Regions from separate parts of the Homo sapiens genome. Here regions 1 and 3 are each linked to region 2. The links are chromatin loops, found by intact Hi-C in ENCODE. Cell type or tissue: endothelial cell of umbilical vein. All regions are shown on one strand.

Region 1 (5,000 bases), 360 kb after region 2:
CAGGGAGTAAAAACCCTGATTCATCTGGGTAACATATGCCACTGCAGATATTACTGTCATTTTTATACAAAGTTTCTAAATGTGGCAGAGCAACCAGAGTGAAAGAGGTCGGGCCAACTGATGATGAACACAACAAAGGAAATTTCTCAGAGTACTGGAAGGTAGATAAAGAAGAGTTTATGTTTATTATATATCTACTGCCCAGAAAAAAATTTTAAGTACTCATTCATAAAGTAAATAAAGGCACATAGGTATGCCATTGACACAGAATGGCATAATATCACTGGGATTGAGCCAACCAGCACTTCCAAAAGTTGTCAGTTTTATTTAAGCTAATGTATTATTATTCTAATAATTCCAATAATATATTTTTTAATGCTCTTTCTCTGAAAAATTTTCCCTTTTCCAGATAATGTCGGTGCTGGAGGCTGTGCAAAGGCTGGGCTCCTGGGCATCTTGGGAATTTCAATCTGTGCAGACATTCATGTTTAGGATGATTAGCCCTCTTGTTTTATCTTTTCAAAGAAATACATCCTTGGTTTACACTCAAAAGTCAAATTAAATTCTTTCCCAATGCCCCAACTAATTTTGAGATTCAGTCAGAAAATATAAATGCTGTATTTATAGATTTTTTGGTGTTTGTTGTTTTTTGTAAGCAGCAAAGGGAATCCAAGCAATGTCTTTGTCACTATATAGAAGAAAAAAAATTGCCAGAATTTTAAATAAGGTGCATAATGTGTGAAAATTCCCAGATAATACCACTGGGTCACATGTGGACTAGTCAGCTGGGGTCGAATTTCCATTTCTTCGTCTGCCCTCTGGACCAGCTTCCCATCTAACCATCCAAATATATGGGAGCAACCTGGGTAGAGAAGAGGCTCACACGGTGGTGGCCTTGACCTGGCCAGGGGAGGGACATAGCGTATGCTTATCAAACAAGTTGAATGCTCAGGTGAAGGCTTTTAGGGCCATTCATATGAGTTAAAATGTCCTTTAACTCACCAAAGCAGTAGACTCAACCTGAATAAACTTTATAATAATATGTGTTGCCCTGGAGTGAGAAGGGAGAAAGGGAGAGAGGAAGGAGCACCTAACGTCCAGGAAAAGATGCACCATACTGAAGATCATAACAGGAGTGAAAGACTAGAAATGCCAAGTCAATACATAGCAGAAAAGCAACTTCCAATATTTCAAATAAATTGCACATTGTGTACAAATCTCAGATCGTGAAGCTGGGTCACACGTGAACGTTCGGCTGAATGCAAATTCAGAGCAAAGAGGAATTACTTTAATAACAATTTATTCTCTTGCCGTAGACCTCTGGGATCCTAGCTGCAGAGGACCCCCGGCCTCCGCGTTTGAGCTGACATGAGACTCTCACTAGAGATTAGATGGAGAAAGGGCTCCAGCAGGCACGGAGCTGGAAGCTTTGTCTGTGAGACAGCTCCGCGGGAGCACTCATCCCCCAGGGCTCTCTGTCTCCCTCTGAGAGGCTCTGGCCCCATATAACCACCAGAATGGGAGAAGAAGTGCTTCCCCGTGGGATTAGGGCACATCTGTCCCGCAGGCCCACCTGCCTGCCAGTCCCTCCCAGGATTCCTGCCTGGCCACCCCACAGGAGTGTGTACACAGTGCAGCCTCAGCTGCTCAGCATGGGTGCTTTGCTCCACTTGAGTGCATTCCGGCAGCGTGGGAGCTGTTTGAATCCCCCAGTGCACACAGATCCCAACCCCAAGGGTCCAGGGGAGGGAGCTGTGAGCAGATCCGGACGTCCCAGGGCTGTGGCTCCGGAGTGCGGAACTGGGCCCAGTGCTTCAGCAGAAGAGGAGCCCATACTCTCAGAAAACTCTCAGAGAGGGGTGAGTCGCACAGGTTCCTGGGCTGGTGTGGAACCTAGGCGTGCCTCCCTCCACAGAGCTGGTCCAGTAAGTGTGGGGCCTGTCTCCCTGCTGGACCTCTGCCTGAAGGAGCCCAACGACCTGGAACACCTAACAACAACAGAAAGTCACGGCCACAGTGCCAGTGATCAGGGGTCCCTCCCCTCAAGACCGAGGAGGAGACCTGGTGAGGGGTCACCCCTCTCCCCCTTGCACCACAGAGCACGGCTTCAAAGGCCCGGATACACAAAGGAGCCGGGTGGCAGAATATTAGTCTAGCTATCTCCCATTGCTCTCACGCGCCATCTACTGGATTTCATCCCAAACTACAACACGAAAAACTGCTAATTTTCCTGCCTGCCAGGCCGAGGACTGGAATTCAACAGACTGTTTAGAGCCTTTGCCCTCTGAAAACTTCCAGAAATGAAGCCAACTGACTATATTCAGTTTACACCAGAGTTAAAGGAACGCCAACCCTCCCAGATGAGAAAGAATCAGTGCAAGAACTGTAGCAATTTAAAAAACCAGAGCGTCCCCTTACCTCCAAATGAGCCCACTAGCTCCACAGCAATTGTTCTTAACCAATCTGAAATGATGAGCATGGAATTCAGAATCTGAATGGCAATGAAGCTTATAGATATCCAGGAGAAAGTTGAAATGCAATCCAAGGAAACCAAGCAATCCAGTGAAATGGTTTAAGAGCTGAAAGATAAAATAGCAATTTTACAAAAGACCCAAACTGAGCTTATTGAGTTCAAAAAAGAATTTCATAATACAATCAGAAGTATTAATAGCAGAATAGGCCAAGCTGAGGAAAGAATCTCAGAGCTTGACCCCTGGTTCTTTGAATCAACTTAGACAAAAATAAAGAAAAAAGAGTTTTAAGAAATGAACACAATCTCCCAGAAATATGAGATTATGTAAAGAGACAAAATCTATGACTCATTGCCATCCCTGAGAGAGAAGGAGAGAGAATAAGCAACTTGGAAAATATATTTGGGGACATAGCCCACAAAAATTTCCCTAATCTCTCTAGAGAGGTTGACATGTAAATTCAAGAAATACAGAAGACCTTGGCCAGATAATATACAAGATGACCATCCCCAAGGCACATAGTCATCAGATTCACCATGGTCAATGCAAAAGAAAAAAATCTTAAAGACAGCTAGGGAGAAGGGTCAAGTCACATGCAGAAGGACTCTCATTAGGCTGGCAGTGGACCTCTCAGCAGAAACCTGACAAGCCAGAAGAGATGGAGGGAGAGGGGTCTATTTTTGTCATCCTTAAAGAAAAAAAATTCCAACCAAGAGTCTCATACACTGCCAAACTAAGCTTCCTAAGTGAAGGAGAAATAAAAACCTTCTCAGACAAGCAAATGCTGAAGGAATTCAACTAGACCAGCCTAACAAGAGGTCCTAAGGGAGTGCTGAATATGGACTCAAAAGAATAACACCTGCTACCACAAACACTCACTTAAGCACACAGCCCAACGACACTATAGGCAATTACACAGTAAGTCTACATAACAACACAATGACAGGATCAACATCTCACACATCAATACTAACCCCGAGTGTAAAGGGGCTAAATGCCCCACTTAAAAGACATAGAGTGTCAAGCTTGATAAAAAGACAAGATCCAATCATCCACTATTTTCAAGAGCTCTATGTTATGTGTAATGACACCCACAGACTCAAAGACTTGGAGAAAGATTTATCATGCAAAATCAGAAAACAAAAAAGAGCAGGAGTCACTAGTTTTATATCAGACAAAACAGACTTTAAACCCTTAATAATTAAGAAAGACAAAGAAGGGTATTTCCTGGACCACAGAAGGCTTATTGGAAAAAAGGACATAATGACAAAGGGTACAATCCAACAAGAAGTTTTAACTATTCTAAATATATACACACCCAACATTGGAGCACCCAGATTTATAAAACAAGTACTTCTCGATCTACAAGAAGACTTAGACAGCCACACAATAATAGTGGGAGACTTTCACATCCTACTTACAGATCATTGAGACAGAAAACTAATAAAAGAACTCTGGACTTAAACTTGTTACTTGACCAATTGGACCTAATAGATATCCACAGAAAACTTCACCCAACAAAGACAGAATATACATTCTTCTTATCTGCACATGGAACACATTCCAAGATCAATCACATGCTAGGTAAGAAAGCAAGTCTCAATAAATTAAAAAAAATTGAAATCATACGAACCTTAATATCAGACCACAATGTAATTAAAAATAAATCAATATCAAGAAGATCTCATACATAAATACATGAAAATTAAACAACTTACTCCTGAATAACTCTTGTGTGAACATCAAAATTCAGGAAGAAATAAAAAATTATTTGAAATTACTAAAAATAGAGACATACCTTACCAAAATCTCTGGGGTACAGCTAAAGCAGTGTTAAGAGGAAAGTTTATAGCACTAAATGCCTTAATCAAGAAGTTAGGAAGATCTCAAATTAGCAGTCTAACTTTGCATCTAAAAGAACTAGACAGAAAAGAACAAACCAACCCCAAAGCTAGCAGAATAAAAGAAGTCACTAAAGTTAGAGAAGAATGGAATGAAATTGAGATGCAAAATCCATACAAAAGATCAAATGAAACCAATAGTTGTTTCTTTGAAAGAATAAATAAAATTGATAGACCCACCTAGCTAGATGAACAAAAAAGAAAGATCCAAATAAACACAATCAGAAATGACAAAGGTGATGTTACAATTGATCCACAGAAATACTTGTCCTCAGAGACTGCTATGAACGTACACAAATTAGAAAATATAGAGGAAATGGATAAATTCCTGAAAGCAAAAAATCTCCCAAGATTGAATAGATGTGAAAATTCTCAACAAAATATTAACAAACCAAATCCAGCAGCATATCAAAAAGTTAATATATCATGATCAAGTAGGCATCATTCCAGGAATGCAAGCCTGGTTCAACATAGGCAAATCAATAAATATGATTCGCCACATAAACAGAATTGAAAGCAAAACCTACATAGTCATCTCAATAGAGGCAGAAAAAGCTATCAATAAAAATTCAACATCTATCAAACGAACATACCTCAAAATAATAAGAAACATCTATGACAAATCCAC
Region 2 (5,000 bases):
AGCCATTTGGAACTGGGGAGAGTTTTATTATTGCATGTGGTTGTTTTCAGGCACCCAATACACTTCAGAATTAAGTGTTAAGTGCTGGTATCTTGAAGTGCAGGGTGAGAGGTAGTCCGTGATTGTAAGAGAGATGAACCTGCATGAGAAAATGCAAAACAGGCTTTTCCTGGGTCCAGAGTCTCCTGGGCCAGCCACACCCAGCATTCAGAAGTAGACACTGCCACAGTAATTCAGTTCACACTCCCAATACAACTTGCACAGCACCTACCACACCTCTCTGAGTGGCACCGCAGCCTTCAGATTACCACTGCCTGAGATGTCCACTTCCTGTTAGCCCATATCTAATTATGTGTGGAGACTTAACAAATCCTGTATTGTGAGAGGACTCCTCTGGTTATGGGTAACAGAAACCCTACTCTATGGAACTGAAGCACAAAAGGGGACTTAGAACTGGATCGTGTCACTGGAAATGCCAGGGTAACCTGGCTTCAGGAATCACCGACCCAGCTTGTGTGCCTGTATCCCAGATTCTGGCACATCTGACATAATCCCTGTGACCCTCCTCTCCATAGTTTCCCCATAGTCTCCAGGAAGACTCCGTCTTTTTAGACATGTTGGGTCTGACCTAAGGACTTTGAGTGTTCTCAGGCATTTCTCTAGGGACACAGAGTGACCAGAAATGCCAGCCAGCTTGGGCAAAGCCACTTGCCTTTTCCTCCCTCTGGAACATCCAGCCACCTCTCTAGACCTGCCCAGGAGCTCAGAGCAGCCTAGGAGGTCCTCTCAGTTGTTGCCCCCTCACTGTCCTCTGGGGTCTCCAGAGCCAGCAGGGAGTACTGAGGGTCCCTCCCAGCTGCAAGCTCCAGAATTCTCTACAGATGCCACTGCCAGGGTTACCCTGTGAATAAACTGGTTCTACTCCAAGGGTGTCACACGTGCATGATGTAGGTAGACATGGCATCGGGACTCCAATGATCCCAGACAGAATCTGCATGACCTCCTGTGAATATCGCCAGCAGCAGCCAATCTGTGGGTCCATATTTTGGCTTAATTCCCCCAGCTTTGGGGTCCTTCATAACGACAGGACATTGGTGTCCTCCTCCACCACTCCAAATGCCACAGGCATTTATCAAAGTCCCCAGGAGTTTGCGTGTGTGTTTAGGAAGAAGCCCATTACGTCTTCTGCGGGTCTGGGTTAGCAATCGTCTGCACCTGTTGTGCCCTCTCCTCAGGGCCCATGCCTTGCCCCGCAAGCTGGTCACCCCACAGCGGCTGCTCCTGAGGTATTACCAGGCTCAGTTCTTGCACTGAGTGGGGCTGGGACCACATACCACAGGGTCACTCTCTCATTCACTGCTCCACCATCTCCTTTCCACTAAACTTTCTTCTGCACTAAAAGATCCTCATATCCCCTGCCATGAACACCACAGCCATCTATTTCAGCAGGTGACCCCCTGTTAAACAGAGCCACCAGAGAGACCCCCAGGAGCACAGCGCTGGTTGGAGAACACCACAGCTGGGGTCTAGATGTCCTCATTCTCGGCCTTCTTCTTTTATACCCAAACGATGCTTTCTCTGTTAATAATATCTGAGAGAACTGTTGCTTAAAAATGTAAAACGAAACCACCGTGTAAATGGAGCGGGGTCTTCCTTGGAAAGTCTAACCTTGGGGGCACCTAGTTGATGTAAAGAAACCACTGGCTGTCAGAGGGGAAGGGGGATTTGAGGACAGCCGAGTCAGGGAGCGTGGAGCAGCCAGGCTTTGTGGCAGGGCCTTCCACAGGGGCATGCTGGAGCTCAGCACTGAGAGCACCGGGAAGAGAGGGACAGCAATGGGCACCTCAGCCCCTCAGCAGGAGAAGATGGCGACCGCCACAGTGGCCCAGACTCCTGGAACTTCTGAACTACTTGGTAATTGGTTGGAATTTTCGGGGGTCCGCAGAACCCACAGTTCTCCAGGTGGAGCCGAACCAGAAAAATGCTACTTTGTGGTGTTACTGTGACCCCCACCCCCGCGCCGTATCCACCCCAGGTGCATTGATTAGGAAGTTGGTTCTGGCTATTTAAAACAGTGCTGAAACAGGTGGGTGTGAGCGGGGGAGCGGAATCACACAAACCGCGCTGGTCACAGCAGAGGAGCGCCCCACACGACAGCCTTGCGGAGACGGGCAGCGGCCACACGGGGGCAGCGCCTTCCCAGCCTGAATGAGCACAGACGCCGCGAAGCCCCCGAGAGTCGAGAGGAAGCGCAGTTAAGGGGCGGCCACGCGTCTCGGCCCTGTGCCCTTCCTTACATTTCTCGCTCTGCGGGGCGCGCCATGCCTGCAAACACAGGGCATCAATGGTCTTGGGAGGCTGGAATGTGGGGTGTGCAGAATCCATCCAGCGCAGTCTAGGGCAGGACCCAAGGGACACCCTGTGGGGGTGCTCTGGGCTGGTCCCCTCCAAGCCCCTCTGCCCGCTCCCTGATCTCACTCAGATCGGTCCCCTCTCCCTCAGAGAGCGGCCCTTGAGCTTCAGGCACTTTTCTAGGCCCTGGGGGCACAGCCGTCCCGGGGCGCCGTCTGGAGGGCAGGGACAGTAGTGTCCCCGCAGCGCCTCCTACCTGCCACCACCTCCACCTGTGCCGGGAGCCCCAGACCCGCCGGCCGAGCCGGGTGCGGAAGAGGCTGCAGGCGCCCGGGGCCCGGCCTTCGGAAGTAGGGGTCGCAGAGGGGCTCCGGCCTTGCGGTATCTTGTGTCGGCCGCACCCCAGGGTGTGGCTCTGGAACGGGTAGTGGGGAAGCTGCGGCGGCGCGCAGTGATCCCAGCGGGGCGTCTGGAGACAACAGAAGGGGCGGTGCTCACGGGACCGGCGTCTTTCCCGGGGGCCACAGTCGGGCCAGCGGGGCATCTCTCCGGACGGCCCCTCCCCGCTCTCTCTGCTCGGATGTTCACGCTTCCACCCTCAGCGCGGGGCCGCCCTGCCTCCCCCTCCGGAGCCCCCAAGCGGGTGTCAAGGGCAGCCGCACCCACGCGGAAAGCTCAGTTTCCCCTCCTGTCCTTTAGGTTTCTGTGGCTTCTTTCTGCCTCCGTAGCTGGAGCCAGGACGTGGCCGTGGTCCGGGAGAGCTGCGCCCAGAGTCCCGGCTTCCTGCGTGAGGGGGAGCGGCTGGGAAGCGGGTTCCTGGCGGCTGGACCACCGCCCCAGGTGGGCGTGCGAACTCAGGGCCTGGATTCGCACACAGAGAGCCCTCCTACAGCTGTGCACGCCCCGCGCCGGCTCCCCTTCCTGGTTTTTGATGGATACAGCCGGTCCCAGGCCCACCAGTTTAAATGAGTTTAAATCCCCACGCAGCCGACATTGAGGAGAGAATTCAGGAAGCTGGCACGGCTGCATCTCCAGCCAGAAGGTTTTGTGTCTGACATTTGATTGCAAATTGCAACGTTTCAAGGCTTTATAGCTCAGGGGTTGAAGGCAGGAGAGGGAGCCTATCTGTAAATATCTTTCTCCTTAAAATGTGGTCTCTCCCGCCTCTCTTCCTTTTGGCTCCTTTCCTTTTTTTTGGCACAGGAAGATGGCTGAGGTCAGCGAGGCTGGGTTGTTTCCCTGTCCACAGCGCATTAGGGACCAGAAAAGAATGTTGGTGTCTCTAAGGTGAGCTGCTGTCGCCTCAGGGTCCCGGGCTGGGGGTGACAAGGGCTAAGCTAAGACGAGGCCCCTAGGTGAGTGGATTTTGCATTGATTTGGAAGCTGGTTCAGGCTATTCAAAACAGTGCTGAATTCTTTGATGTTGAGGTCGCTTTGGACCTCGAGGTCCCACTTATGCCGGCTTCTTGCTCCAGGAGCGACGGCCCTGGTAGAGAAAGGGAAGTCGCGCAGCCTCTCAGGTGGCCAGGTCTCCCGCTAACCCCCACTGGCAGCTTGTCTGAGGTCTGACTGCAGAGCTGTCCGAAAGGAGCTGGGCTAGGAGATGCCAGTGGGATGTCCCAGCCACACAAAACTGCAGGCAGAAATGGGTTGACCATGCCTCAGTCTTGACTGCCCCACCCATTGCCCACCCCAGTGCCTGACCAGCTTGCAATGACTTGACCAGTACATGTGACCCTCAGCAGCCACCTGCTAATATAAGCTCCCATTTCAATCCACTTCACATGCCACCTGCCCATTCAGGACCCTCACCTCCAACGCCCCCCCCCCCCCCACCCCTTGCTGCAGCATGCCTCAACTCCCCAGGCCTTGCTCAGCCTGCTGTCTTAGAAGAACTGGTCGTGTGTGGTCCAGGGCTCTGGGCTCTGGCCTCTGCATCGTGTCAGCACGTGGCTGCCCTGGGCTGGAAGAGGGACGCTGCTGTCCCTTCTGGTATTCTGGGCAAGGGGATGAGGAGGCTTTTCTCCAAGGCCCTGTAACGCAGCTGAGATCAGGCTGAAATTTTTAGCAGGACCGTCCTGGAGGCTTGGACAAGCACAGGGCAGTGAGGTGCAGTCCACCTCCCAGGGTGGTGGCTACTAGGGCCATAGGAGCATCCTTGGGGAGATGGGGACCCCCCGCAGAGTTGTAGCTGCCATCATCTCTCCCCCAGAGAGAGGGTTCTACCTGCTCTCTATATTCAGGAGAGAGGATGAGGACTTCCATTCACCTTTGGGACAGCCTTTACTTTGTCCCCGGGCCCAAAGAGAAGAGGAAATTCCTTTTTCCTGCAGCCCGGGACTCAGATCCTCTCATTTCTGTGCCTTGGTCTGTCTGTGCCTAGGACACTTGACAGTGGGGTTCATCCAGTTGCGGAGAGAGAGAGGGACAGTAGCCCCATCCTCAGCGACAGCAGCCCCACCCTCAGCGACAGCCCCACCCTGGGCCCTGCAGGCTGCGCTCCACAGAGCCACAGCTGCTATCAGCGCACTCGGGTATCAGCCGCGCACGGGGGGATGTCGGGAGCTCAGTGCATTCCTTTCCCTCCACCCACCCTCAGATCAGGCAGCACTCATGTCTGCCTGGAACATCTGCGTTCAGATTCCTGG
Region 3 (5,000 bases), 290 kb after region 2:
TGAATATCATTCTGAATTGGCTTTTTAAAAAAGCACGGAGGAGGAGCACCTCCGACTGTTTTCATGCACTGTCTCTAAGTCTGTGAGCTGATGCTTCCAGCCACTAGAAGTAACAAAAGAAATTCCATTCCTTAGCACTGGAGCATATTTTCAGTATCCACCTTCTCATAAATCTGCAGAAAAGAAATCTCACTTTTCATCCAAAGAATCTGGAGTTCAAAACAGCCTTTACGGAAAAATCAAACTCCAGGGGCAACTGCAAAGCACATTTGGTGTCTAGCTAGCCAGCTTATTTTGCAGGACTCTTTTTCCAACTCCTAAATACTTTCCAGTCTGTGAAATCCATCTCCCCACCACTGTAACAGCAAAGCGCCTCTCCTGGCACTGGAGAGCTCACTCAGTTTTAATGAGCACGGATCTTCTGTGAGGGGCTTTTTATCGTTGAAGCTGGTTTTCAGCAGATAGCATGAAGCTTCCTTGGGTGACTGTGGCTTGGCAAACTTATGCGGATTTGGGAAGTGCTTCATTGGTCAGAATTCAGCTCTCCCTTGAGCAAATCCTAAAGCCTAACCACTTTTTGCAAGGAAACCAGGGCTCCTGCACCTCCCTGGTAGCCCACCAGTCAAATGGCCAAGAGCTTGAATTCACTACATCTGGGGTACTCAAGTCGAAGGGGAGGGACATTTGGCAATGTCTGGAGGCATTTTTAGTTGTCACCACTAATAAGGAAGGAGTGGGGGGCGGGGGATGTTACTGGCATCCAGTGGGCAGAGGCCAAGGATGCTGCTAAACATCCTACAACGCGCAGGACAGCCCCCACCACAAAGAATTACCAGGTTTCAATCTCAGAAGTGCCAAGGTTAAGAAACCCTGCCTTTCATTCTCACTCAGTGCCCGGTGAGAAGTATGCATTACATGATTAGGAGCAAAGATAATGCCTTCCGTGGGACAGCGTTTCAAAACAAAACAAAAAAACAAAAACAAAAACAAAATGCGACGATTGGCTTTAAAATGCCCAAGCCTCTAACTTTAGGAGTGCCTGTGCCTGCAAGTTCTGCCTTTGGTAAGCAAGCCTTTCCCACCAACACGGGAGGGAGTCACAGAAACTCAGCAAGACAATAGCATCCTCCAAGCCCCTTGCCTGCTCCTGGGACACAGAAAGCAAGACAGAAAAGAAGTCTGTCCCCTTCCGAGCAAGCGGCGTCGCCTCGGCTGCGGGCTCTGGAGCCGAGGCTGGGAGGAGCGCGCCCCAACAAAGGCGCAGCACTCCGCCGCCGCCTGCCGCGCGGTCCCTCTGTGGCCCTGGAGATGCGCTCCTGTCCCCAGGCGACCCTGCCAACGAGCCCGGCCCGGGGCGAAAGCGTTTTCGCCCGCTTAGCCTGGGGTGGGGGGGACAACTCGCGGCACTTACTTGTCCAAAATGAAGTACAGGTCAAATCCGCCGTAGCAGGCTGGACCCCCATCCTCCCTGCGTCCCCCTTGCCCGGCGCAGATGAGCACCAGAGTGGCCAAAGAGAGCCACTGGAAGCCGATGCCGAGGGCTCTCCGCTCCGCCGTGGCCATGGCCCGCAGCCCGGGGAGAGCAGGGTCCGCTCCTTCCCACGCTCCGCGAACTCGCCACGACCCTCAGGGACGCGCCATCCGCGGGCCCTTCCTCGCGGGTCCTTTATTCCCCCTCGCTCCCTCGCAACTCCCCGGAAGCAATTGTCTGGAGGAGTTCAAGGTTTCCCCTCTGGTTTCCGCTCCGATGCTGTTTCTGGGTTTCGGGTTTCAAGGATCCCAATCCTGTCCTCCGCTTCTTTTAAAGGGGAGGGCTGCCTCGGTCCGGGGCCGCCGGGCAGCTCCCGAGGCCGCGCCGAGCTTTTGCAATGGAAGGAGTTCCGTCCCGACGGTTCTTTGTCCCAGATTTTAAATATGATGGGGGGGGGGGGGGGTTTCAAATTGTTCTTGGTGGGGGCAGTGCTTTGCCTTCTCTCCTTCCTCTCTGCCCCCCTTTCGCGTTCTTACGGGGAAGAAAGTTCAAAGGCTGCCACCTTGTGGACAAAGGCGGCGAAAGCACGCGTGGGACCCGCGGGAGTGCGTCGGGGGCGGGGGCGCTTCCAGGCTTCGCGTATAAATTTCCTTGTCCTTACCATTCTCATGTGAGCTGTGCGTGTTTTCTTACTCCTTCCTTCTTCCCACGCACTTTCCCTTTCTTTTTCCGTGACCGCCTCTCCATTCTCTGTAGTCCTTCTATTCCTTCTTTTCCTTCCCTATCCTGCATCTTTTGATAAGGTCACTAAACATTGGATGAGAATTTGTTTCCTCCAACCACGGTGACTCCGGCTCCCCAGGCTAGGACCTTTGCAAACAAACCATTGTGCAGATGAAGTAGGGGAAAAACGGGACCTTTGTGGTATGAGTCATCAGAGTGACCTTACATGGTCTTAGTCTGTCTGGACCATAAAAGAGACTGTTGGGGTCCGGTCTGAAACCATCACAAACAACCCCACAGAGTGTGGTACTTAGGGCTGCTCCCGGCATGGAACAGCTGAGCCTTCTAGATGGCCACCATCTCCATCTTTTAGGGATTCTATGATAATAGTTCTTCTTTTCAGCCTGTGAACTTTGACATTTTCTCTCTATCTTTGATTTAGGATGGAGGAAGTAAACAGCTTACAAGAGTAGAGACGCTCCAAGCAGTTTGGAATTGGCAGGGAAGTTCCGTGCTAGCCTCTCTAAATTGGAGAATCAGCCTCTGAGCCCCAGTTCCGAGTGGTACCCCAGTTCTAGCTTCCTATTGTCTTCCGCTCTGGGAGCCCTCAGTGCATATGCATGTACTGTTTTCCCAGGATTCTTCCTCCAGACACACATATTCCCCTCCACTTGTGTGCCTCCCAGACCCTTATACCCCAATGTGACAGTCCATGGTGGTTTCCCCCAACATGTGTACCATGGAATCTTAGTGTCTTGGAATGCTCCACTAACCAATAATCATGTTGTCAAATCAGCCTTGAAGATTTGTCATGCGTAGCACTGACCTGCCTCCAAAATGAACCCAGTGTTTCTCACCTCCTGGAATTCACACCCCTTCCACCTTGGGTGAGACTGACCTGTGAGTAATTAAGAAGATGGTGTGTGGCTTCTGAGGATAGGCCATGAGAGATGTTGTGGTTTTTCCCTTCTCTCTTGGATCACTCACTGTAGGAGAGCCCACTGCCATGTCGTGAGAACACACAAGCAGCCCCAAGGAGGGGTCCGTGTGGTAAGGAACTGAGACCCCTGCTGGCAGCCAACACCACTTTGCCAACATTGTGAGTGACCCATCTTGGACATAGGTTCCTGACATCCTGTGAAGCCTTCAGCTGACTGCAGCCCTGTCTGACATCTTGACTGCAACCTCATGAGAGATCCCAAACAAGAACTACCCAGCTAAGCCATTCCCTGATTCCTGATCCACAGAAATAAGCGAATTTTTATTAGTGTTTTAAGTCTCTAAGTTTGGGGGCAATTTTAAATATAATAAAAGATAACTAATATATGCCTAGTATCATATTAAAGCCTTGAGAATTTCTGTAGGAAAAAAATTGCTGAACTGTGTTTCCCAGACTTACTTGACCATGAAACTGTTGTTTCATAGATAAAATGTATTAAACCCATACTTTGGGAATTATTGCTCTCAGGAAAAAAATAATTGGAGGGAGATTAAAATACCCTAACCATCCAAGTCTTCCTCTTCCATGTCTTCTTTCTCCTCAAAGGATTGAAAACCCATGCTGACCCCACTGCAGCTCGATGACTTGAAAGACAGTGAGGAAATCTATAGAAATCAGATGGGTAAGGGAAAGCAGAAACACTGGTGGGAGCTGGTAAGAGAAGAAAAGGGATATGACAATGTGATGGAGAGAGTGTTTATGGGATTGGCAAGGAATAGGAAAGAGCTTGAATGTGGAAAGCGGGTGGAGGGGTGAGATGAATCAGGGAAGCATTAAGAATATCTTCTCTCACCGTCATGCCCCCAGGGCCGTCTCAAGTTGTTAAGAGTTTAGGTGACAGAGGAATGTGTTGAGAGCTTTACAGGCAAAATAGTTTAGGAAATTACCCCGGAAGGAAGCAGGGGGTGTCCTGATAGAGCTCTTCAAAGTTACAGACACCATTATCCAAGATAGATGAGGGCATAGTTCTTCCAGGGGTGGGAGGAGAGAGGATATTCTGTGGGAAACAAGGTTATGGGGAAGGGGAGAAAGATCAAGAGGCTCCTCTGGACAAAGATGGTATTTTCCAGGGCAGACAGGCAGTGAGAGGAATTCAGATATTTGAGTGTCCCAGTGCCTCTGCCTCTCTTCCAGGATTCTAGAAAGAAGTCCATCTCTAGATCTTAAAATGCCTCTACCCTGCTCTCCCTCCAGCCTGAGGAAATACATTCCAGGCTGCCTCTTCTACCTAGAGGGCTTTGTGCCAGCCTCACTCACTGTAGGGAGGTGTTCTCCAAACATTCTTGAGAAGTGAGCTTGAAGTTGAGCTGCAGAGATATGGTTATTCGCAGGGAGAGTTTAAATACGACAAAGATGTCCATAGTCTATAACAGTGGTAAATGAAGCCTCTTCTGTGATCCCAGCATGTTCGCTCAGCGGGGGATGTTGTCAGGTGTCAAAAATTGGCAACAACTTTTGCCTTTGTTTGTTAGGCTGTAGTGGCCTCATAATTAGTGCTTGTAGAGAAATGGGAGAGGTGGGTCAGTCACTGCAGGCTAGAAGGCGGCTTGGGGAGAGTCTTGGTGGGTTCCTGCTAGCATTTTCCAGAATGATTTTACAACTCAGAGACATATAAATGTCAAGATCTTCCTACACAAATGTTACCATCCTCTTGAGGTAATTCTCAGTGTTCTGACTTGATTGGGAGTGTCCTGGTTCCTAATGCCTTCCAAGGCCTCCAGTGTTCTGGAAGAGGTTGATCAGCCTTTTCAAGGCCTATAAAGATAGATACATGAGGTTTGGAAGGGACTCTTCTGCTTCTTTAAT

Evidence for each region. A loop is a pair of places that touch in the nucleus more often than their neighbours do. Peaks named below come from ENCODE experiments on the same cell type or tissue, not always from the same donor. Only the 100,000 strongest peaks of a DNase experiment are listed, where the experiment ranks them.
Region 1: it touches region 2 in a loop (14-fold over the local background); 67 of 110 quality-filtered maps call a loop at or near these places.
Region 3: it touches region 2 in a loop (10-fold over the local background); 101 of 110 quality-filtered maps call a loop at or near these places.

The regions. Positions count from the first base shown.
Region 1 is chr2:68,940,860-68,945,859 of GRCh38, reverse strand. GKN2 (gastrokine 2) reads left to right here. Exons shown (of 6, transcript NM_182536.3): 6 at 410-628. The coding sequence ends at 492. Among named protein-coding and RNA genes, the nearest start is that of GKN2, 9.5 kb to the left of the region's middle. RefSeq lists an enhancer at 1,934-2,123. In endothelial cell of umbilical vein, CTCF peaks have their summits at 1,982 and 2,184 (motif pointing left); a DNase peak (open chromatin) is centred at 2,179; H3K27me3 peaks cover 158 bases.
Region 2 is chr2:69,304,741-69,309,740 of GRCh38, reverse strand. No RefSeq gene overlaps it. Among named protein-coding and RNA genes, the nearest start is that of GFPT1, 80 kb to the left of the region's middle. RefSeq lists enhancers at 2,354-2,403, 2,889-3,628 and a silencer at 2,634-2,783. In endothelial cell of umbilical vein, a CTCF peak has its summit at 2,176 (motif pointing right); a DNase peak (open chromatin) is centred at 2,280; H3K4me3 peaks cover 1,140 bases; H3K27ac peaks cover 1,757 bases.
Region 3 is chr2:69,010,063-69,015,062 of GRCh38, reverse strand. It overlaps ANTXR1 (ANTXR cell adhesion molecule 1), which reads right to left and starts at 1,884. Exons shown (of 18, transcript NM_032208.3): 1 at 1,412-1,884. The coding sequence starts at 1,563. In endothelial cell of umbilical vein, a CTCF peak has its summit at 2,045 (motif pointing left); a DNase peak (open chromatin) is centred at 2,072; H3K4me3 peaks cover 1,439 bases; H3K27ac peaks cover 416 bases; H3K27me3 peaks cover 683 bases.